Linked DNA regions of Homo sapiens: region 2 is linked to region 1. Evidence: chromatin loops called from intact Hi-C (ENCODE). Cell type or tissue: gastrocnemius medialis. All regions are shown on one strand. Each heading gives the region's core, and the rest is flanking DNA. Links, peaks and the distances in the headings are about the cores only.

Region 1 (7,602 bases), core at 1,813-5,812:
CTCCAGCCTGGGCAACAGAGCGAGACTCCGTCTTAAAAAAAAAAAAAATTAACACATTTAAGAGGAAAAAAAGACCCATAATCCTAAAGCTGCTTTTAGAATGTGCTGTTTGTAGACATTTCATATAACCAAATATTGCTCTGTCTACAGGTGAATTTGTATGTGTGTATATTACACGTAAATTCACGCACTCCTGCGTCATTAACACTCCATTACAGTTCCAGTGGGCGAGTGGCGGGAAATCCTCGTCAAGTTGTCTTGCTGTTTCCTGCCATGATGGCGATGAGCACCTGATAGGAGAAGGGGGAAGACTTTAGATAGTGTTTACTTTGAAAACCTAATTAAGCATAGCCTGAAGAGAAGCCCCCAGGAGCCTAGAGGCCCGGGAGGGGTCCCAGCTCCTTGACCCACTGTTTCTGTGAATTTGAACCCTCTGATGGGCCTCGATCCTCTTATCCATAGAGCCAAGGGCTTCCACTGTGATCTCTGTAAGATCCCTTCCAAATCTCAGCTCCTGTGACCTGGAGGCCATATATTGCAATGCAAGCTGAAATCACCATGGCTGCCTCTGTTTCTTTGCTTTTGAGGCACCCCAAGCTGTTCTTTCACTTAGGAAAGTCAACTGTATGGTTGGAAACACCGACATCAGCTGCTGTTATAACTCTTCCACAGGTTCTGACATCCACGGAGACCCAGGCTTCCCAGGCCCTCCTGGGGAAAGAGGTGACCCAGGAGAGGCCAACACCCTTCCAGGCCCTGTGGGAGTCCCAGGACAGAAAGGAGACCAAGGAGCTCCAGGTGAGGCCACACATTCCAAGCCAACATTGCCGTCCCAGTAACCAGAACCCACCCAGAGGTGGGGCCATGGAGTGTCTATGGGGTGGGAGAGGCTGTGCAGAAGTGCAGGAAAGAGCTGGTTTTTCTGGGGAGGACTACCTGTTGCAGGACCTCTCAGCTAGTCTTAGTTTGTTAGGCAATTTATTTTATCCCATCAGTGTTAGTGAGGCACTGACCACCCATCCCGTGGAGTAACTGATAAGCTCCCTGGCCTAGAGACCCCATCAGATCCTCTGTGCGCCTGGGGCACTGGCACAGGCCTTGCCATAACAAGCACTCTGGGTAGTGAATGTGCGAATAAATGCATTAAACCTCCTAGCAGAGCCACGCTGACCCATACTTGGGTAGGAAATGCCCAGAAACTTGTCTTCCCACCCCATAGCCTCCCTGCTCACCAGCCAAGGTGGGCTCAAGTCTAAATGGCAGTGAGAAACATTCCTAGATAGAAACCAGGACCTTCCTGGGAGCCAGTCTGCCAAGGGTGTTGCGGTCTCATTGTGCATGAGCCCACAGCCCCAGAGTCTGCTCCTGAGATCCATGGGCCCCTCCCCCACCCCGCCCACCTCACCAGCCTGACCAGGGGCATCTCCTGGCTCAGGTACGGGAGCTGGGCAGCACACCTGGATGGACAGCCTGGGCACCCTGGGCTCCATGCTGGCAACAGAAACTCTGGCTTCCATCCACAAAGGCCTGAGTTTTTCTAGTGCCAATTCCCCATGAAGCTAGAACCAGACATCCACAGGAGAGGAAGTCAGGACCAAGGAGGCCAGCAACCCTGGCTTTTGCTGGGGTGCAGGGATGTCTCGAGGCTTGCAGATCACATCTCACTCTCCAGGATCTGCTGCCTGCCCTCTCCCCTCACCAGCAGCTGGAAACTCCAGAATCCCCTAGCCTCAGAGCTCCACAGCACTGATCTGAAGATAGGAGAAAGAGGAGGGGCTCTGCCAACAGGAGCCAGACTATCCTGGGAGGCTGCATGGTGCTGCCAGAGCCCTAGTCAGGGTGAGGATCCAGGACAGTCCACCAGCACAGCCTCAGCCAGCGGTGAGGATCTAGGGTCAGTCCACCAGCACAGCCTCAGTCAGAGTTGAGGATCTAGGGTCAGTCCACGAGCACAGCCTCAGTCAAGGATGAGGATCTAGGGTCAGTCCACCAGCACAGCCTCAGTCAGAGTTGAGGATCTAGGGTCAGTCCACCAGCACAGCCTCAGCCAGCGGTGAGGATCTAAGGTCAGTCCACCAGCACAGCCTCAGTCAAGGATGAGGATCTAGGGTCAGTCCATCAGCACAGCCTCAGCCAGGGATGAGGATCTAAGGTCAGTCCACCAGCACAGCCTCAGTCAGGGGTGAGGATCTAGGGTCAGTCCACCAGCACAGCCTCAGTCAGGGGTGAGGATCTAGGGTCAGTCCACCAGCACAGCCTCAGTCGGGGTGAAGATCTAGGGTTAGCATACCAGCACAGCCTCAGTTGGGGTGAGGATCTAGGGTCAGTCCACCAGCACAGCCTCAGTCAGGGGTGAGGATCTAGGGTCAGCACACCAGCACAAGCTCCACTGAGGAGTGAGAATCTAAGGTCAGTCCCACCAGCACAGCCTCAGTCAGGGGTAAGGATCTAGGACAGTCTACCAGCATAACCTCAGCCAGGGATCTAGGGTCAGCGCACCAGCAGAAGCTCCACCCAGGAGTGAGGATCCAAGGTGACTCCACCAGCACAACGTCACTCAGGGGTGAAGATCTAGGTCAATCCACCAGCACAGCCTCACTCAGGGGTGAGGATCTAGGTCAATCCACCAGCACAGCCTCACTCAGGGGTGAGGATCTAGGTCAGTACACCAGCACAGCTTCAGCCAGGATTGAGGGTCTAGGGTCAGTCCACCAGCACAACCTCCACTCAGGACTGAGGATTTAGGTCAATCCACCAGCACAACCTCCACTCAGGACTGAGGATCTAGGTCAGTCCACCAGCACAACCTCCACTCAGGACTGAGGATTTAGGTCAATCCACCAGCACAACCTCCACTCAGGACTGAGGATTTAGGTCAGTCCACCAGCACAACCTCCACTCAGGGCTGAGGATTTAGGTCAATCCACCAGCACAACCTCCACTCAGGGCTGAGGATCTAGGTCAGTCCACCAGCACAACCTCCACTCAGGACTGAGGATTTAGGTCAATCCACTAGCACAACCTCCACTCAGGGCTGAGGATCTAGGTCAGTCCACCAGCACAGCCTCAGTCAGGGGTGAGGATCTGGGGTCAGTCCAGCAGCACAGCCTCAGTCAGGGGTGAGGATCTGGGGTCAGTCCAGCAGCACAGCCTCAGTCAGGGGTGAGGATCTGGGGTCAGTCCACCAGCACAGCCTCAGTCAGGGGTGAGGATCTGGGGTCAGTCCACCAGCACAGCCTCAGTCAGGGGTGAGGATCTGGGGTCAGTCCACCAGCACAGCCTCAGTCAGGGGTGAGGATCTGGGGTCAGTCCACCAGCACAGCCTCAGTCAGGGGTGAGGATCTGGGGTCAGTCCACCAGCATAATCCTCCCAGGAGCCCAGCAGTAGAGTTGACCATGCCCGTGACCTTTAAATCAGACACCTGTTGGGTTCTTGTTCTGCGTCTCACGTGCACCATATTTTCACCATGTGACCTTGGCCATGGTATTGAATGTCTCTGGCTTTGTCTGTCAAATGAAAATAAAAATGCACTTGTGAGTATTGGGAGGATACAATGAGATACTACAGGTAAAGCTCTTGCACACAGGAGGCCAGCAATAAATGTTTGCTATCTTTAAAGGCCTTGAAACATAGCGTTGTTTTCAGAGTGTCATGATGATCAGTTTACCAGTCTGTCACCTGAAAGGCATCTGGGAATGCAGCAACGGGGAAGACTTGGCCAGGAGATGTGGAGAGGAGATCCCGCACAGGGAGGGGCGGAGGAAACTGAGATGGGATTTCGACAGGGTGCACACAGTGGCCCATAGAGGGGGGTCACAGAACACAGCTGCTAGCATTTTGTATGACCATGCATTGTTAACGTTTGATTCACACAGCATGATGTTCAGGCCCTGTACTTGACCACAAAAAAGATTTAAGATTTCCATCCCCAAGGACAGAGATTTATCTCATTTATTTTCCACTTAATACCTCAGCAAAATGCTTGTCCCTGAGTAAGTGCTCAACAAATACTTGCTGGAGAAGAATATTGTGAAATTGTAGGATAATTTTCTGACATCAGTGGAGAGTTACGTGTAGCTCAGAACACCCCTAAGGTAACATTGATGGCCTTATTACACATTTGATCTGTGTGGGACCCATTTATCAAAACTCTCCGTGACCTCCTGTGGCCCTCCTTGCATTCCATCCCAGGGACCTGGACGGTGTCCCCGGCTTCCAAGCCACCGTGCGGCATGCTGACTTTTGCAAGCCATGCCCCCACCCTCGACCTGCATGAACGTCACAGTGGGCCCATGAGCTGATGACTTCAGAGCAGGTCCTGGAGGCCAGGGCAGACACTGCCCAGTGCCATTGGGCCTTGGCATATGAGGCCACTGCCTCTGGCTAGTGATGAGGGAAAGACGACCTTCCATGATGACGTTCACACACTGATCATAATGTCATTCAGGACACACACTCTTCTCTCAAAATATGGGAATAATTTGAATCCGTCATCTTCCTTCGCATGAGTTGCATCTCATTTGTATTAGTTCGTTCTCATGCTGCTATGAAGAAATACCAGAGACTGGGTAATTTATAAAGGAAAGAGGTTTAATTGATTCACAGTTCTGCATGGCTGGGGAGGCCTCAGGAAACTTACAATCATGGCGGAAGGGGAAGCAAACACATCCTTCTTCACTGGCGGCAGGAGAGAGAAGTGCTGAGTAAAGGGTGGGGGGAGGCCCCTTATAAAACTATCAGATCTCCTGGGAACTCACTATCACGAGAACAGCATGAGGATAGCCACCCCCGTGATTCAATTACTTCCCACCAGGTCCCTCCTACGACATGTAGGGACTTTGGGAACTACAAGTCGAGATTTGGGTGGGGACACAGCCAAACCGTATCACAGCTCACTGAAGCTAGAGTCTGCAACCTCACCTATTTCTGCAGCTGACATTCGAGCATCAGTTCCTGATTTGGCCTTGAGTCATGCAACATGGGCCTTCACGGAACCCCTGTTAGTGAGACTCTTTTATGTCAGTACTTAGGACGATCCATGGGGGCTACTGAGAAATCATAGCGGTTTCCGTCTAGATTCCAGCAAACTGACTCATGTTTGCTAAGTGTTCTCATTAACAGTCCTCATCACTGCAGTTAAGTTAATTATGTTTTCGTGGGAATCTGCCAGTCTGCGGATTGCACTGGATCATCTAACTCAGGAGTCTGCCATTATTTACTGACACTCACCATCTGTTTCGGGTACTTTGTGACAATAGCTAGAAGCAGTTCAATTGGTGTCATTTTATATCAAACTACAGATGGTGGCTCACTCATGCCCTCAGGGCTAATGAACCCACTTGCATGTTGTCTGTGATTTGTGAGACAAGCCTCACCTCTCTAAATATTTATCCTGCTGTTTGTTTTGTCCTACTTGGAAGCACGCATGAATGGAATCCTTTCCCCTGGGATGGATAATGGATACCAGGATCTTCCAAAGGGAAAATCTCTTCCTGCTGCTGATGCGTGTAGATTAGTCATAAAGCCAGAGGGGAAACAGAAAACCACTGTTGCTACCTTTTCTCATTTTTATAGATTTGCACTGTTTCGCCCAGCTCACTATTTCCTGCAGAGCAGAAGTGATGCCCTCCTTGCCCACTTGGACATTCTGACATTTTGCAGGGTTCTAATACTAATCTTGGTCCCCAGCCCGAGGTAAAACAAAAGGCTGAAGGTGCTTAGGAGAGAAAGTAGACTTAATCCGCCCACTCAAGTCCACACTGATTTCTACCCACCACTGCCCTACAGCACATAAAGCTCCATTAGTGTCTTGTTGGCTGACAGCACAGGGAGGAGTGGAATTTCCACAGATTTCCTTATGTGGCCATTTCCCTCTTACTCTCCTACTAGTGCCAAAGAGCTCCAGCCTTTGACCCAAAAACTGTTGGTTCTCATTATTCGCAGTAGTTATGTTCTGAAGTCACCAAGAACACTGACTTAGTGAATACTGAACCATTGCTCCTAGGGGAAATACAAGGCTAAGTTCCTGCAAGCCTCTGCTCACAAGATGTTTGTCAATGATCAGTATATAAGCTGGTTTTCTGTGTAACGGCACCTTGTTTAGTGTGGATTGCTGATTCAGGAACAGTCAACATGCACTCACTCGTGCCTGAATGCAGCTTCTCTTACATATGTGTTTCTCCATAAGGGACTTCACAGCCTTCTTGCACTTACCAACAGTAGGATGCACTTCAACACAATACATGGGGGGCATTTGAAACAGCAAAATCACCAGCATAAAGCACAAAAATGTGGAAAACAGGGCACTACAGAGACCAAGACAAGGACACGTGTGTACAGTATGAGCTGCAGCAAGAAGGCAGGAGCGTCACCTTGCTGGATCTCAGCTGGGACTCATTTTGCCTCTGTGTATATCTGTGAATGCCAGTGTTGATTTGGGGGGGATTCCAAGTGAGTTTTAGTGAGTGGACAAATTGGGAAACACAGAATCTGTGAATAATGAAGACCAACTCTATCCAAGCTGGGATCCGAGGCACTGGAGGACAGCCGCAGGGAGGGTTGACAATAGTGATGTCAATTGTAAGCCTCATTTGCAATTTTTCAACCTTCTGTCCATCACCTGTGCTGACCACTGTCCACACATATCAGGATCAGAGTCTGACCAGCTGTGCCTCGCCTGGTGCTGAGGCTCCATCTAAGCATGATCGGGCAGCGCCTTGGGGAAGTCGAGCACAGGCAGACAGGATCCCAGTGGAGGGCTCCTCACAGGAGAAAGGCTGGGGTGGGGGAGGGGTTCACATAGCCCCTGCCCCCCCAACCCCGCCCTGAGGGCCTCCCCAGCCCCACCATGAGATGTTCCTTGGCCTGAGGGCACCTCCCATCACTGTCTCGCTCGCTAGGCTCTGGTCCACCACAGGTGATGGTGTGGAGGGAAAATAGTAGATTTGAAAAGTTGGGTGCTAACGCTGAAAATAATTTCTTCTGTTTTCATCCTAAGGGGAACGAGGCCCACCTGGGAGCCCAGGACTTCAGGGGTTCCCTGGTATCACACCCCCTTCCAACATCTCTGGGGCACCTGGTGACAAAGGGGCGCCAGGGATATTTGGCCTGAAAGGTAAGCAGGACTTATACATCTGTGCTTCGACATCTCTAGGGGCAGGAGCTGGCAATGGCCCGCTTAATGTAGGGGGAGAACAGACGTTCATTTCCACGCTGTGCCCAGACTCCGGTCAAAGAGGCAGGAGCCATGATGGCTCCTCCTGTGTCATTTCCATCACCTGCACGACCTGGTCCCTGGGAAGCTGAGACACAGGCCATGTCATTTACTTGCTGTAATAGCAGATATTCAAACTGCAGGGGGCTCAGAAATGTGCAGTATGAACGGCTTTCTTCTTCCTCACTGTATTGTGTTTAGACAAGTATTAAATTTAATTTGCACTTCCTAATCACGAACGAGCTGAATATTGGAAAGAGATGGCGTAAAGATGAAGTCACCCGTCAAACAAGTGTTTGTGCGTCAAGGTTCACAGCAGCACTACTCACAAGCACCGAGTGCTGAAAGCAACCCGAGTGTCCATCAACAGAGGAATTAAGAAGCAAAA
Region 2 (7,602 bases), core at 1,786-5,785, 540 kb after region 1:
CATGAAGAATGCTTATGGAGCAACAAAAGACAAATATACTGTAGGAAAATGAGCAAAGGACAGGAACAGATAATACACAAAAAGCATAGAAAATAAATATCCTATAAGCCTATGGAAAACATTTTTTCTCACAAATAATCAAACAAATGAAAATAGTATATCTTCCCCAAATGAGGTACCAAATATCAGACAATTCTCACATGTTGTTGGTGAGAGTACGATTCATGTCCAGGGAATGTGCAACTCACAAGACCTTCTGGAGAACAGTTTGTCAGTATCTCTAAAGTCTGGCTCATGACATCTACTTCTAGGAACTTATCCTAAGGAGTTACATAGATGTTTACACAGATTTGTCTATTGTTATCTCAATAAGATTTTTTAAGTCTGTGAGAAGTTGAAAACAACCTATATATTCACTCATAAAATACATAAAACATAAACGATGGTACCTCCATAAGATGAAGACTGTAACAATTTTAGAAAATCTATATTTTAATCCTTATAAACAGATATTTATTTGTATGGGAAATATTAATAATATGAGTAATAAAAGGCAGATTACAAAACTGTATATAGCATGATTCTATGTTTATGTAGAAATTCTGTACACCTATGCAAAGTATTAACGACCATCTTATCTGTGTAGATAGGGTTATGAATGCTTTTATTTTCTACTTGGGCTTCACTGTATTTTTCACTTTTTAACTTATAAATGGACAAAGACTATTACTTATAAATAGTTCAGAACTATTATTAAAAATTAAGCTGTGATAGTGTAGTGGTAAATGAAATAGTAAATACAGTTACTATATTTTAATGATATTTAGGGAGGTGACTGAACTAATATTGAAAATGTCCAAAAACACTTTTGTTGACACACTAGTGAGCACATATTTTTTGCAAAGCAGCTTCATAGGGTACGCTGTGGTCAGATTCGACTCCCACATTCCCCAGAATGAACAGTGGCCTGGCTTGAACACTCCCCCTGCCATTCTTTCACCTCTCCGCAGAAGACACGCTTATCAGGTGATTTAGAGCTCTGCCAATTTGGGTGATTTTGAACAAAGATTATTCTCTTTGCTTACGTTATTCAGATGATTGATTAACTTCAAATTCTAACATAATTATCTCTCGACTACTTAATTTTCTAGAATAGGGTCTCTCGACGGATGACCTTTCAGCTGGAGAATTCTGTCGTGGGGCCGTCCTGTGCCCTGGCGGGCACTCAGCAGCCTCCCTGGCGTCTATTCGATGTCAGGAGCCCCTCCGCCCTCATTGTGGCAACCAAAGATGCCTGCAGACATTGCCAAAGGTGTCCGGAGGGGAAAATCACACCCAGTTAAGAACCACTGCTCTAAAAGAAGCATTGTTTTTTGCAATTAGAGAAACAGACTTGTCCATTTCTTTACCTAATTTGCACTCCATTTTCAAAATTGCTCCTAATTTTGTAATACTTTTATGTTTAGGCATTTAATACCTGAAGCATTACATCAGTAGAATCAGATGGAGAGCTCCATGACCTCTTTGACAGAGTATTATTAAGAAATAAGTTTCAGCCTGCAATTATAAAATGGGGTAAAATTATTCACTTATGGTATTCAAAATGCAATTTTTTTTTGGTAAAAAGTATTCCAGCTAAATTTTAAAATGGTGACCTGGGTTTTTTTTTGTTTTGTTCTTTTTTTTGTTGTTTGTTTTTTGAGACGGAGTCTCGCTCTGTCACCCAGGCTGGAATGTGGCGGCACAATCTTGGCTCACTGCAAGCCCTGCCTCCCAGGTTCAAGGTATTCTCCTGCCTCAGCCTCCCAAGTAGCTGGGACTTCAGGCATGTGCCACCATACTAGGCTAATTTTTTTTTTTTTTTTTTTAGTAGCGATGGGGTTGCACTATGTTGGCCAGGCTGGTATTGAACTCCTGAGCTCAGGTGGACAACTTGGGTTTTCATACAGCCCAGAGGAACATCTCCTACTCTTGGTCTGAACTTGAACTGCAGCTGAAAGAATGGTTAAAAGAAGAATCTGAGAGTTGAGTAGTGAGGATCCGATGGGCAGCTAAGGACATTTCTGCTGGTGAGCACGAAAGTGCCCAAGGCAGGAGTCAGATAAACATCCTTAAGAGATACCAGATTATTCTTTTCTGTAAAGGTAACCCGCCCTGGTTTTTTTCCTGTCCACCCAATAAATTTGCAGCAGTCAGTGCACATGGAAAGGCCCTGCTGCAGCCTTGGTTCCCGCCTGGGAACACGCTCCTTTGCGGTGTCATGGTTTACTCTGGGTTTTGCTTTAATCGTTATCTTAGTCTATTTGTGTCTCTCTCTGACTTGTAGGTTTTAACATGTGCTGACTTAAAGGAAGACAACAGGCTGTAGACAAGGGGTTGCAGCTCCAGTGCTCTAAGGTCCAGTGAGGTGGGGAAGTGGGGGGAGTGGCCCAGGCGATTGGGAGGGTGGGGACTCATGGGGGCAGCTCTGGGGACAGTGGAATTCATGCACAAGTGCACATCCCATATGGACAGATGGCCCTATTTTTAAAGACAAGTCAGAAATTCATATTTTATGTGAACTTTTCCTATTTTTAAATGTGCCTAACCAATTTAAAAGAGATTTAAACCATTTTGCAGCTCAAACACATTTCTGCAAGCCAGGCACAGCCCCCACACCGGGTCGGAGGACCATCTGTTCATTAGGAAACCTGTGTGGAACCTGTTTCCACACCTGGTAATAACCCTTCAGATGAAAACACTTTGCATTTAGATGTGGTAAGCATCTTGCCAAACCCCACTTCTGAAAATTCTGTAAACTCTTCCCACCTGCCTAAAGATGCCCTGGTGTGGCGCTCACCAGCCTGTCTGGCAGATGAGATAATTAACTCGAGGAAGCCTCTGCATGCAGGTCTCCTGGGCTGAAAGAGCACTGTGGATGGAACGCATGGCCCCTCCCTGCACACATGAAAAGGTAAGCTTGCAGCTCCTGGGAAGCAGGTGGGCCTGGGCCTCATCTCAGCCTCAGGCGGTCCAGCTGGCTCTACTGGACATTGAAATCCCAGGGGCTCTGGGACTGGAGGGATCAGGGCAGATTTTCTGCAGGTGCATGCCAGCGTTCTCTATCTTCGTGTGATAGGAAATGGAAGGAGAAATGGAGGGCGGTTCTAACAACAGGCAGGAAGCCAAGGAAATGCTGCAGCTCAGATGGGATTTTTGCACGTCTCACTCCTCTCTTTACCTCTTTGCATTCGGAATTCCCAGAGACACTTGGCAAGGAAAACGGCACTTTTCAGCTAGCATTGATATCACTGTTGGGTGATTATTGATATTCATATGCAAACCTGGAGATCTTTAGAGAAGGAAACGAGTACATAAAATAATCCACAACTTGGAGCTCAGATGCAGATCAGCGCCAGACCTTGGCTGAGATGCACGGAACCGCATTTAGGTCGTGTTGGTGGTGAAGTGCCTCCATCTCCCGGCAAAACGCGGCTTCACTCTTCACGCTGAGAATTTTTGACTGAAATGTGTGGTCTTAACCAATTCTATTCAGTTTCATTTAACTTACTTTTGTCCATAAATGGGGTAGAAAAGCTCCCCCAAAAATGAATTTATAAAAGCTTCTGAGTATCTGACCTATTACATTTAGAAATAGAGTCACATTCGAAGACACTAAGGACTAAGGACTTCCACACATGAATTGGAGGGAATGCAATTCAACCCATAACAACGGTATAATTATTATTGGCATAGAAGAGAAACCTAATCCTTGCCCCATTGATCAGTCGCTCCAAAAAATTTTTGGAGCAGTGACAATTTGTCATTATTTATTTTTTATTTCCTAGCAACACTTCACAAAACACACCTGCAGGGCAGTTTGACCTATCAATAAAACTAATTGAAATTATCTGTGTCTTAGAAAATTTGCAGTGCTTATTTGAGATGACTTGGAGACAGGAACCACTCCAGCTCACCATGGAAATCCTACTGGATATCACTGGCCTGGAAACAGCTTAATGTTTCTGAGCAAGAAAACGGACGTGAACATTAGGTTTACACAGATTCCTTGAGGCTCCACCTTTGGAGAGGCTTGCATCTATCTAGGTCTAGAGAGAATTAAAATAGAAATGAGCTGAGACAGCCACGGGGCCCCTGTGATCTGGACAGCGCTGTGACTCCCATGTAGACAGCCCTAGGCAACCGTGTCCATACAGAGGAGAGACCCAAGGCTTGGGTCATCCATGAGTGATTGGCACTTCTGGTTTGGACCAAAAGCTGTAAGCACTGCTGCATCTAGGAGATATTCAGGCTGAGGTCTGACCTCCTGGGGCTCTCCCTGCACCCACGGCTGTCTGGTTGCACACTCTACAGATTCAGGGATTTGACGTCCAGAAATGAAGGTGCAGGACAGTGGTGGAGAATGTGGGCTGACTTCCCACATCCGTTTACCCACAGGGAGCCACATAAGCCAGTAGTTTTGGGCCCTGTGTGTGCGTGTGTGTGTGTTTGAGAACTTATGTATTCCTATGATCTTTTGTTTCAAGATAACCAAAGAAAAATGATTCCTTACCTGTTTCTTGTCACCAGCCTGTGGACAATCCATGACATTTTACCCTAGGTAGTTCCTTCTTTGCTAATTCTCCCTATCTTCCTAGAAAGGATAGTTCATTCACTCATTTGTCAAGTATTTATTGAGGTTTTCTGTATGCAAAGCATTATGACAGAAACTATGGATGTGAAAAGGGTGATTAAGTCATAGACCCTGCTTTTAATTAATCGATAATCTCCTAAAGGAAGTTACCCAAAAGACTATGAATACAAGCAAAAATTTACACCAAAAAAGGTGTGTTCTGCAGTTGCGTAAGATTCTATAAATATCAGTTAGATTGAGGTAGCCGATAGCGTTGTCCGGATTTTCCACGTCCTCACTGACTGTTCACCTAGTTGATCTACCAATTACTGTGAAAGAGACGTGAAAATCTCCAACTATAAATGTGAGTTCTTCTATTTCTTCCTTTAATTTTTTTAATGTTTGCTTCATGTATGTGGAAACTCTTCTTAAGCATCCGCACATTTATGACGGTCATGTCTTCTTGATAAGTGACTTTCACTGCTACGAAACATCTCTCTCTACGTCTGACAGTACTCATTGTCTTGTGGTCTATTATCTGAGCCACTGCAGATTTCTACCACCATCTGCAGGGTAGAGCTTTTAATGTCTTGTTACTACCAACCTAGTCATGTTTCTATACCTACAATGCATATATTGCAGACAGTGTGGACTTAGACTGGGCACTGGAAGCACCACTATGGGAATTTGGAAAATTGAAATTAGAGACCCTTTGATGAAAAGGCAGCATTTAAAGTCATTGGGATAGATGGGCTCGTGGCAGGTTGGAGAGTGCAGAAAGAAAAGTATTACAGGAAGGACCCTGGGGAGGTCCCAACATGTAAGAGATGGACGAATGCAGGGAATGCCACTGAAATCAGGGAGGCAAGAACATCAAGAAGAAAGAAGCGACTGATGGTGTAAAATACGTACAAGAGTTTCGGTAGAATGAGGACTTGGGAGAAAGTCAGTTTTGACACAGCTCATTGTTCCTAATCTATCATCTGAGCCACTCCGGATTTCTGATAGCATCCATATGGTCTATTTTTTAATATCTTTTAATTGTTCTACTAAGCTCTTTTTGCATTTTTTCCTGATTGCTATAAAGTTAGCAACATCAGTTTGTAATTTCCCACTGTCTACTTAGTTATTGTCGTGCCACTTTATGTAAAACATAAAACAACTTTACCATCACATATTTTTACTTATTTCTGGCAGTCATCCTATGGCCATGAGATAAATCAACCTTGGATGACATTAACCTTACAAGCAGAGGGAGAAATAGGTCTATCGGGGTCTACAGTAACCTAATGGAATGCTGAACCAACCCGAACTAAGTCTAGGCTTTTTTTTTTTTTAGACAGGGTCTCTCTCTGGGACTACAGGCGCGTGCCACTACACCCCGCTAATTTTTGTATTTTTTGTAGAGACGGGGTTTCACCATGTTGCCGAGGCTGATCTCAAACTCCTGGGCTCTAGCAATCTGCCCACCTTGGCCACCCAAAGTGCTGGGATTACAGGCGTGAGCTACCCCATCCAGCCAGTTTAGACTTCTTGTTGGTAAGATAATGAATATCTTATTGCTTAAACCACTTATAGTCAGGGTTTTTCACGATTTGCAGCCAACCTGCTGTAACTGACAGAAGCAGCCTCTTCTTCACTGCGGAGTCACTCAGTACTGAGAATACTAGACGTGCTGACTCAGACAGAGCAGAGTGAGGGGAGGGGCACATCTCAGGGAAAGCCTTGGGAAGGCAGACCACCGTGCTCAACGTGACCCCTCTTCTGCCTGGGACTCTTAGCACTTTGCACATAACGTTTAAGCATAACAGTATTTTTTCAGAGTATAAGATGCTCTTTTTCACCCTTTTTGCTCTAAATAGTTCAAGAGAAAATAGGCATACTTTTGCCCTGTAACACTTTGCTTCACATGATTTTGGAAGACAGCAGGGTACAAACAAGACTTGTCCTATTTAGTCTTTGTCCTAAAAGCCACAGGTGGGCCGGGCACGGTGGCTCATGCTTGTAACCCCAGCACTTTGGGAGGCCAAGGCGGGCAGATCACTTGAGTCCAGGAGTTCGAGACCAGCCTGGCCAACATGGCGAAACCCTGTCTCTACTAAAAAATACAAAAATTAGCCAGGTGTGGTGGTGGGTGCCTGTAATCCCAGCTACTTGGGAGGCTGAGGTAAGAGAATTGCTTGAACCTGGGAGGCAGAGGTTGCAGTGAGCCAAGATTGCATCACTGCACTCCAGCCTGGGCGACAGAGGGAGACTCCATCTAAGAAAAAAAAAAAAAAGCCACAGGTGAATGACTTTGACTTATTTGTCCTGTTGCTGAGCTCATCTGTTGTCTTGTCTGTGAGCATGCGGTCTGTAAGGTAAGTAAATACACCATCTTGTCTTATGTCTCACAACCCTTTACCAGCCTACGTTAAAAGAAAGGCATACTCCCTCCTCTTCCTCACTTCTCAGTCATGTCTCAACTCCGAGAAGTGTGACTTCTGATGCATCATGGAATGGAAACCACACTCTTTAAGAGCACTAATCACTTCTCAATTCACCAATCCAATTGGCTTCTCTTTCGAGTCCTTGTTCTGCTTAAACTCTTCTCCATATTTTACACCATCAGCCTCTCCTTTCTTCTCGATGTTCTCTCCTCCCTGATTTCCATGACATTCCCTGCGTTCGCCCATCTCTTACATGTTGGACCTCCCCTGGGTCCTTCCTATAATACTTTTCCTTCTGCACTCTCCACATCCCATAAGCCCATCTATCCCAATGACTTGAAATATGAATACCACCTTTTCATCAATGGGTCTCTCATTTCAATTTTCCAAATTCCCATCGTGGCGTTTCCAACTCCCAATCAAACATCTTCGTTTGTTTACCCTGAGAGACTTCAAGCATAATATGTCCCAAGCTGAATGTTTGTTTGGGGACACATTATCTATTCCCTCTCCTGCTCTCCTTCCCAAATCTGTTTTTCCTCCCCAGTTCCCTCTCCTCTT

Evidence for each region. Hi-C counts contacts between places; a loop is a spot of excess contacts. Peaks named below come from ENCODE experiments on the same cell type or tissue, not always from the same donor. Only the 100,000 strongest peaks of a DNase experiment are listed, where the experiment ranks them.
Region 2: a loop joins it to region 1, with 3 times the contacts of the local background. A loop is called at or near these places in 1 of 110 quality-filtered maps.

What each region holds. Positions count from the first base shown.
Region 1 is chr13:110,494,670-110,502,271 of GRCh38, forward strand. It overlaps COL4A2 (collagen type IV alpha 2 chain), which reads left to right. Exons shown (of 48, transcript NM_001846.4): 40 at 673-798; 41 at 6,999-7,115. Among named protein-coding and RNA genes, the nearest start is that of COL4A2-AS1, 9.7 kb to the right of the region's middle. RefSeq lists an enhancer at 4,277-4,776. In gastrocnemius medialis, for the core only: no CTCF peak of the experiment used is centred there; DNase peaks (open chromatin) are centred at 3,429 and 3,752; H3K27ac peaks cover 1,906 bases.
Region 2 is chr13:111,034,763-111,042,364 of GRCh38, forward strand. No RefSeq gene overlaps it. Among named protein-coding and RNA genes, the nearest start is that of LINC00368, 57 kb to the right of the region's middle. In gastrocnemius medialis, for the core only: a CTCF peak has its summit at 3,472 (motif pointing left); no DNase peak of the experiment used is centred there; H3K27me3 peaks cover 384 bases.